Regions from separate parts of the Homo sapiens genome. Here region 2 is linked to region 1. Evidence: read pairs that join two places in POLR2A ChIA-PET (ENCODE). Cell type or tissue: Caco-2. All regions are shown on one strand. Each heading gives the region's core, and the rest is flanking DNA. Links, peaks and the distances in the headings are about the cores only.

The links. ChIA-PET counts read pairs that join two places held together with the same protein. Peaks named below come from ENCODE experiments on the same cell type or tissue, not always from the same donor. Only the 100,000 strongest peaks of a DNase experiment are listed, where the experiment ranks them.
Region 2: POLR2A ChIA-PET joins it to region 1 with 5 read pairs; 3 of 35 experiments call an interaction of 5 or more read pairs at or near these places.

Annotation. Positions count from the first base shown.
Region 1 is chr1:45,576,709-45,581,093 of GRCh38, forward strand. No RefSeq gene overlaps it. Among named protein-coding and RNA genes, the nearest start is that of NASP, 5.1 kb to the right of the region's middle. In Caco-2, for the core only: no CTCF peak of the experiment used is centred there; no DNase peak of the experiment used is centred there.
Region 2 is chr1:46,186,616-46,191,000 of GRCh38, forward strand. It overlaps POMGNT1 (protein O-linked mannose N-acetylglucosaminyltransferase 1 (beta 1,2-)), which reads right to left. Exons shown (of 22, transcript NM_017739.4): 18 at 4,105-4,169; 19 at 3,858-3,902; 20 at 3,239-3,374; 21 at 2,843-2,952; 22 at 2,068-2,742. The coding sequence ends at 2,655. It also overlaps a transcript of TSPAN1 not described here. Among named protein-coding and RNA genes, the nearest start is that of POMGNT1, 9.6 kb to the right of the region's middle. In Caco-2, for the core only: no CTCF peak of the experiment used is centred there; a DNase peak (open chromatin) is centred at 2,264.

The DNA.
Region 1 (4,385 bases), core at 252-4,251:
TTTGTAGAGCACGTGTGTTTGAACAATATGAAATCTGGGCACCTCCGAAAAAAGAACAGGATAACAGCAATGTTCAGGGAACAAGAGAGATAACCTTAAACTCTGACTGCCAGTGAGCTGGGCAGAACAGAGCCACATTTCTCTTCTTTCAAAAGCAAATGGGAGAAATATCACTGAATTCTTTTTCTCAGCAAGGAACATCCCTGAGAAAGAGAATGCGTCCCTGAGGGTAGGCCTCTGAAATGGCCACTTTGGGGGGCAGCTGTCTTTTTTGGTCGAAGCTGTAGGGATGAAATAAGCCCCAGTCTCCCGTAGCGCTCCCAGGCTTATTAGGACAAGGAAATTCCCACCTAATAAATTTTGGTCAGATCGGTTGTCTGCTCTCAAACCCTGTCTCCTGATAAGATGTTATCAATGACAATGTGTGCCAAAACTTCATTAGCAATTTTAATTTTGCCCTGGTCCTGTGGTCCTGTGATCTCGTCCTGCCTCCATTTGCCTTGTGATATTCTATTACCTTGTGAAGCACGTGATCTCTGTGACCCACACCCTATTCGTACACTCCCTCCCCTTTTGAAAATCACTAATAAAAACTTGCTGGTTTTACGGCTTGGGGGGCATCACGGAACCTGCCGACATGTGATGTCTCCCCCGAACACCCAGCTTTAAAATTTCTCTCTTTTGTACTCTTTCCCTTTATTTCTCAGACTGGCCGACACTTAGGGAAAATAGAAAAGAACTTACATGACTATCGGGGGCAGGTTCCCCCGATAAGCCTGGGGGACAAGAATGAGACTTCATCTCAAAAAACAAACAAACAAACACAAAAGCAAAAAAGAATACTCACAGATAGTTTCCAAATTCTAGAGGAACAAGGCAGAGAGAAACAAAAAACATGCTCCAGGCCGGGCGCGGTGGCTCACGCCTGTAATCCCAGCACTTTGGGAGGCCGAGGCGGGCGGATCACGAGGTCAGGAGATTGAGACCATCCCGGCTAAAACGGTGAAACCCCGTCTCTACTAAAAATACAAAAAATTAGCCGGGCGTAGTGGCGGGCGCCTGTAGTCCCAGCTACTTGGGAGGCTGAGGCAGGAGAATGGCGTGAACCCGGGAGGCGGAGCTTGCAGTGAGCCGAGATCCCGCCACTGCACTCCAGCCTGGGCGACAGAGCGAGACTTCGTCTCAAAAACAAAACAAAACAAAACAAAACAAAAAAAAAACATGCTCCAGATTTTGTTCAGAAGAGTATACCTTACTCCTCATGCCTGTAATCCCAGCACTTTGGGAGGCCGAGGCTGGCGGATCACAAGGTCAGGAGATTGAGACCATCCTGGCTAACACAGTGAAACCCCGTCTCTACTGAAAATACAAAAAAAATAGCCAGGCCTGGTGGCGGGTGCCTGTAGTCCCAGCTACTCGGGAGGCTGAGGCAGGAGAACAGTGTGAACCTGGGAGGCGGAGCTTGCAGTGAGCTGAGATTGTGCCACTGCACTCCAGCCTGGGAGACAGAGCGAGACTCCATCTCAAAAAAAAAAAAAAAAAGAGGATACCTTACTCAATTTATTAAAGGACATAAATAGCTCAAAGTAAGTTTCCTTGACTCTGAAAAACAAAATAAGGATCAGCAATATTCCAAGCAAAAGTTAAAAAGTTTGCTTCAGTTTCTTGAGTACATTCAGTTAACTCTTGTTTTACTTGATATTTGTGAACATTTTAGCTCTTCATGAGTCCTGTACGTTTTTCCTTTATTCCAATGTCACAATCTCCAAAGTTATCAGAAACCTGTATTTGAGAGCACCTGTCAAAGTTCTATAGCTTATTATAAACCTTGTTTTGAAAAGGATTAAAACGAAACAACAATTGTCTGTGAATAACAAAATGTTCAGTGTAGTTACAGTTAGAAGCACAATTGACAAAGAAGTTTGATTATCTCCGTGGTTTACAAAAACTTAACAACCTTAATTATGATTGATAGCATATACTCAGACATTAGAATTTTAGAAATTCCATACAATTTTGGAACATGTATTATTCACCAAAATGTAACCTAAAGAAGATTGAACACAGTATCAAGTACCTAAATGTTTCAAATAATCCTGTTTAGCTCTCTTTTCTGGACACTCTAGGGGCCCTTCTGAAGTATTCGAAAAGCCAGGTGTCAGGAAAGACAATTTTGAAACTGAAGTTTTATTTTGGAAAGCCTGTTAAATATGTTAGAGGTTTGAAACACTTAAAATAGAATTCCAGATTACAATAAATTATTTATTTTGCCAAAATAATGACTCAGAAACATAAAAAGAAAAAAAAAAAACCTTTTATAAGCCTTTACAAATTTTGCCAAAGAGCAGATTAGTGCCTTAAGAGTACCTTATTGTGCTTTTATTTCAATGTTCAATTTACAGAAAAATCATACAATACACTTTTGAATTTAGTCAATATGTTCACACAGATAATTTCTTTGCAAGATTAATTTTTTTTTTTTTGAGATGGAGATGGAGTCTCACTCTATCACCCAGGCTAGAGTGCAGTGGCATGATTCCAGCTCACTGCAACCTCTGTCTCACGGTTCAAGCAATTCTTGTGTCTCAGAGTCCCGAGTAGCTGGGACTACAGGTGCCTGCCACAATGCCAAGCTAATTTTTGTATTTTTAGTAGAGACCAAAAAGCAGTTTATAACCATAAAACATTTAGCCAACCTGGTATCTGACCTGCATAATTTAGTCCAACTATTTTTTTTTTTTTTAAGACAAAGTTTTGCTTTGTTGCCCAGGATGCAGTGCAGTGGCACGATCTCGACTCACTGCAACCTCTGCCTCCTGGATTCAAGCAATTCTCCTGCCTCAGCCTCCTAAGTAGCTGGGACTACAGGAGCACGCCACCATGCCCAGCTAATTTTTTGTATTTTAGTAGAGATGGGGTTTCACCCTGATGCCCAGGCTGGTCTTGAACTCCTGAGCTCAGGCAATCCGCTCACCTCAGCCTCCCAAAGTGCTGGGATTACAGGCGTGAGCCACTGCACTCGGCCCAGTCCACTTATTTATATTTTGATGACATTGGCTTTTTACCAATAATCTTTAAGGCTGTTTTCATTTCTCAAAGATTAAAGTCAGGTGAACTGAAAAGTATCACAGGTTTTATCTTTCCTTTTATTTTTTTTGAGATGGAGTTTCGCTCTTGTTATCCAGGCTTGAGTGCAATGGCACAATCTCAGCTCACCGCAACCTCCACCTCCCAGGTTCAACTGAGTCTCCTGCCTCAGCTTCCCAAGTAGCTGGGATTACAGGCATGGGCCACCAAGCCTGGCTAATTTTGTATTTTTAGTAGAGATGGGGTATGTCCATGTTGGTCAGGCTGGTCTCGAACTCCTGACTTCAGGTGATCCGCCCGCCTTGGCTTCCCAAAGTGCTGGGATTACAGGCGTGAGCCACCACACCCAGCCTATCTTCCCTTTAATAAATATTTGATCCAAGTGCTTATCTTCCTTTAGGCCAATTAATTAGAGCTATTTCTATAGACGTCACACACAACACGTATATAACTCCACGGACAGGCAGAAGAAAACCCAGCCCCCACAAGATCCTTCATTTGCCAATCTCCTATTTGGACCATTGGCCTTTGAGGACTTTTAATTCCTGGGGTTACATGAGGAAAACAGGCCGGGCATGGTGGCTTATGCCTGTAATCCTAGCACTTTGGGAGGCCAAGGTGGGTGGATCAGCTGAGGTCGGGAGTTCAAGACCAGCCTGGCCAACGTGGTGAAACCCCATCTCTACGAAAACTACAAAAATTAGCTGTGCACGGTGGTGCTCGCCTGTAATGCTAGCTACTCAGGAGGCTGAGGCAGGATAATCACTTGAACCCAGGAGGTGGAGATTGCAGTGAGCTGAGATCATGACAGCACACTCCAGCCTGGGCGACAGAGTGAGACTCTGTCTCAAAAAAAATTTAAAAAGTACATGGATTTAAAATATACTTATTTTTTAAAATTTTTATTTTTTGTTTTTTTGAGATGGAATCTCACTCTGTTGCCCAGGCTGGAGTGCAGTGGTGCAATCTCGACTCACTGCAACCTCCGCCTCCTAGGTTCAAGCGATTCTCCTGCCTTAGCCTCCTGAGTAGCTAGGATTATAGGCGCCCACCACCATGCCCGGCTAATTTTTGTACTTTTAGTAGAGACGGGGTTTCACCATGTTGGCCAGGCTGGTCTCAAACTCCTGACCTCAGGTGATCTGCCTGCCTCGGCCTCTCAAAGTGCTGGGATTACAGGCGTGAGCCACCCTGCCTGGCCTTATTTTTATTTATTTATTATTTATTTATTTTTGAGACAGAGTCTCACTCTGTCACCCAGGCTGGAGTACAGTGGTGCGATCTCAGCTCACTGCAAC
Region 2 (4,385 bases), core at 301-4,300, 610 kb after region 1:
AGTAGCTGGGATTACAGGCACCTGCCACCATGCCCGGCTAATTTTTGTGTTTTTTTTTTTTTTTTTTTGAGAGAGTCTCGCTGTCGCCCAGGCTGGAGTGCAGTGGCGCGATCTCGGCTCACTGCAGGCTCCGCCCCCTGGGGTTCACGCCATTCTCCTGCCTCAGCCTCCCGAGTAGCTGGCACTACAGGCGCCCGCCACCTCGCCCGGGTAATTTTTTGAATTTTTAGTAGAGACGGGGTTTCACTGTGTTAGCCAGGATGGTCTTGATCTCCTGACCTCGTGATCCACTCACCTCGGCCTCCCAAAGTGCTGGGATTACAGGCATGAGCCACCGTGCCCGGCCACGCCCGGCTAACTTTTTATATTTTTAGTAGAGACAGGGTTTCACCATGTTGGCCAGGCTGGTCTCGAACTCCTGACCTCAGGTGATCCACATGCCTCAGCCTCCCAAAGAGCTGGGATTACAGGCGTGAGCCACCTCACCTGACCTAGACCTCATCTCTTCTTTAGCCCTAACTATCCCTATGCTCCAGGTAGGAAACTAGGGATCGGAAAGGCCAAGATACTTGCCCCAGTCCCACAGGCTTCTGTGAAGAGCTCAGCCTAGATTTGGGCCCAGAACTCCAGCACCTGGTGTAGTCCTGGCTGACATGGTACTAGTTCCACTTGAAGGGGCAGCTGGCCAGAATGTCTGATATAGACCTGATCACTGTTGAGCCAGGAGTGAGAGGCCTGAGGGAGGCTATGGCAAGAGGGTACAGTGTCTGCTACCAAGCAAAGCCCAGCCTAACAAACCAGTCCCCCTCCTTACTTCCCTTTGACCCCTGTAACTCTCTTCCTGAGCTTTTCCAGGGCAGCCCAGAACCACCACCCCCTTGCTGAGCCCAGAAAGGAAGAGGGACCTGGCCAGAACCAAACAGTGCCTTAGAGCTGGTCTGTGAGGGCCAGACCAGGAGCCTGCTAGGGTGCGGGACAGGGGGAGGAGCTAGCCTGCCTCACCCCTTCACCACCATACTGTGCCTCTCACACTTCTCCTCTGCCGTGTGCCTGTGTGGAGGCTGCATGGGATTTGTTTGCCCAGGGCGGGCCTCTACCTCATCATGGGCTAATTGCTGCTCAACCTGGCTGTTGTGCCACCTCAGGCACTATATCCAGCTCCAACAAACACTGAAGGCGTCAGGGTGGCGAGATATGTCCAAGCGACATACCACCCATGCTGTCACCGAGTTGGGCTCCAAGCACCTGTGAAAGAGGCAGGGCAGAGAGCAGGCAGGAGGGCTGGAGTTCCAGCTGGAGTTCTGTACTTGTACAGAGGCAGGCAGACCCTTTCTGAAGAGGTGCTCCACACTCATCCTCCTGACATTAGGCCCTTCACAGATCCCTTAAATGTTCTTTTCCCTGCCGTAGGCTTTCTCATTCACTCCCTCTGGACAATCCCATCCATTTTCTGGTGCCCCTATGACTAACTTAGATCTTCCTAACCTCTTTGGGTTACTGGCTATGTGAGAATCTGATGAAGACCATGACCCATTTCTCCACAAAAATGCCCAGATAGAGAATTCTGAATAGCAAAGTGCTCTAAGGGCCATAGACACCCTTGCTCCTACATCTCCATCTGCACCCTAGCCCGTCTCTTGAATGATGCCTGCCCAGTCCTGTCCCATCCACTTCCTTCCCACCCCTACTATGCACACCTGCTCTCTCATTTCCTCTTCCAACTCCCCAGTATCCCTTTTTGTTCTCTCCTGCTCTGTCTCTGGGGACAGGTGCCCGGCCCAGGCAAGATAAGCAGGAACCCGGCTGGTGGTTAAACGGTGGGGAAGAGGTAGGGTGGCTGCTCCAAGCCTCAAGTAGGGCGGGGCTAAAGTCAAGCTGTCCTAGGGTAGAGTTGGGGAAAAACCTTGGAGTTTGAGACTCAGGCATCCCCTGGTGGCCAAATGGCCCCAAATGGAAGATAAACTCTGTGGAGGACAGTAAGGAAAACTCACCATCCAACACAAGTATTCTCTCCACCACTTCCCTCCAGCACCCCCCTGACACACAAAATCACAATCACAAGACATCCCCAGAGGGCTTCTCCTTTTTTAATCAATGACCAACTTATCCAGCTTTGGAAATCTGGACAAAGAGAAGGCTGAGAGGAGGCCTGGTCCAGTGTCTAAGGGTCTCTGAGTGAGTCTGTGTCAGCATGTGGGCCCCAGCTGGGCCTGTCCATGGGTTGGGCACAGCAGTTTCCTGAGTAAGAGCCAGCCCCACCCTCAGGGCAGCATTCCAGCCCAAAAAGAAATCCAGGCCCTCCAGGTTCGGCCTGTTTTCAAGGCCCTCAGGACAGTCAATAAATAGGTTAGATTCTGAGCCAGGCCTGGAAAGTGAGGGTATTCAAAGGGCAGGATGAGCTGCTAGGGATCGTAATGATTCCCAGGTACTCTCCTGCCCTTCTCCAACAAGGAAGTAAATAAATAGACTTTTAACTCAGGAACGGGGTGTTGGAGCAGGGGAACCCTCCCCTTGGAGTTAGTAATTAAGTCTCATGTTAAAAACAAGGTAGCCCCAGCCCCTACCAGCATCTACAAAATCCTACAGGATGGAGGGAAGGGCTAGCCAGCCTGGGGGTACACAGTACCCAGCCCCGCAGGGTCCTGGAGGAGGTCTCATGTCTGTTCTGGGGCTCCTGGGGCTCCCTCCTCCTTTGGGGGTGGCTCCAGGAAAATTGGGGTGACTGAGGGTGGCTTCTTCACTCTGGGAAAATAATACAAGAATGTATAGAGAAGAAGCCATTAGCTATATCCCTGGATCTCACTAGGCCTCCTGTTTCCCAGGGCAGAAAAGGGTCACTCACGAGTAGGGGGAAGCCGGGACCCCCACCATCAGGAAGTGGTTCTTCTTCCGAAACAATCTCCACAGGCCCCGATGGTTGCCACGCACATCCAGGTCCCAGATATGGAGGCACTAGTGAGGGTGGGATGGAGACAGAGACATGGGTCAGAGAGCTGTAGGGAGGGGTCACTGACGACCCTTTGGCCCAGCCCCCACCCCTCCTCAGAAACCACCTCAATTTGTAAGAGATAGCATCTTTTAGAATATGAATTTGGACAAGGAGGTTGGAAGAGGTGTTCTAAGAGTATAAAGAGGAGGTTCTGAGGTTGAAGATTCCAGAGCAAAGGCTCCCTGGATCTTGGGGCAGTATGTGTGTGAGGGGGAGGGGTTCTCCAGGGTGGGCATGGTATTGGAGCACCTTGGCAAGCTGGGTCCAGGTGGTGAAGTCATCATCTTTCTCCATTCGAATAAAGGCCACGTAGGTGTGGCCCTCTGTGTCTGGCAGGAAAGAGTCTTCACAAGGGTTCTTGCTGTGGTCCAGAACCTCAGCCTCACTGCAGTAGAGGGTGGGAGAATATAGCCAAGACAGGGCCCACTTCATGGGTGTGTCCCACAGGACCCTGTACTTGGTTGAATGCTCTGCTGTTGCCACCTTGAAGTTCTTTTTTTTTTTTTTTTTTTGAGATGGAGTCTTGCTCTGTCGCCCAGGCTGGAGTCTCCTGCCTCAGCCTCCCAAGTAGCTGGGACTACAGGCGCCTGCCACCACGCCCGGCTAATTTTTTGTATTTTTAGTAGAGACAGGGTTTCACCGTGTTAGCCAGGATGGTCTCGATCTCCTGACCTCATGATCCACCCACCTCGGCCTCCCAAAGTGCTGGGATTACAGGCGTGAGCCACCGCGCCCGGCCTGAAGTTCCTAATGTTTGAGATGAGGGCCCTGATTTTCATTTTGCACAGGACCCTGTAAATTATGGGGCCAAGATCCCCAGTATTTGACTCTTTGCTCCCTGCTACACCCCAATTGTCCTAGGCCATACCTGAGCAGCCTGTGAACTTCCACTTCATAAGCTTCTTTCTTCAGACTGAAGAGGAGGGAGAAATGGGTCAGGGGAGTGGGCAGGCCCTCAGGTCCCATGGGTAGCACTGAGCAGGGCAAGGGGTCACATGGGAATCTGTAGCCGCAGGGCTGGAGTAAACACACAGGCCCAGCATTGGAAGGGACTTTCAGGGACTGGCCTCCAAATCTCCTAGATATCCACCCCTTGCCCTGCTGCCAGCCCCAACCTGTCCACATTCCTGAGCTGGACACCTGGAACCGTGTTGAACTTGTGCTTCTTGAAGTAGGCCTCCTGGAGTGGGTATGAGAGTGAAAATCAGCACCTCACATTGTCTGGCCCACACCCACTTGCTGACCAGCCAGACATCTATAAGACACACAAATGAAGTCCTAGACCTGTAAAGAGCCCTCTAATTTCCCACCGTCTTCTCCATCCTCTTTGCAGCATCCTCAGCAAGCTCTTACTAGCTTTAATTTGGCCTCCACCATTGCTGGAGAGCTCATGCTG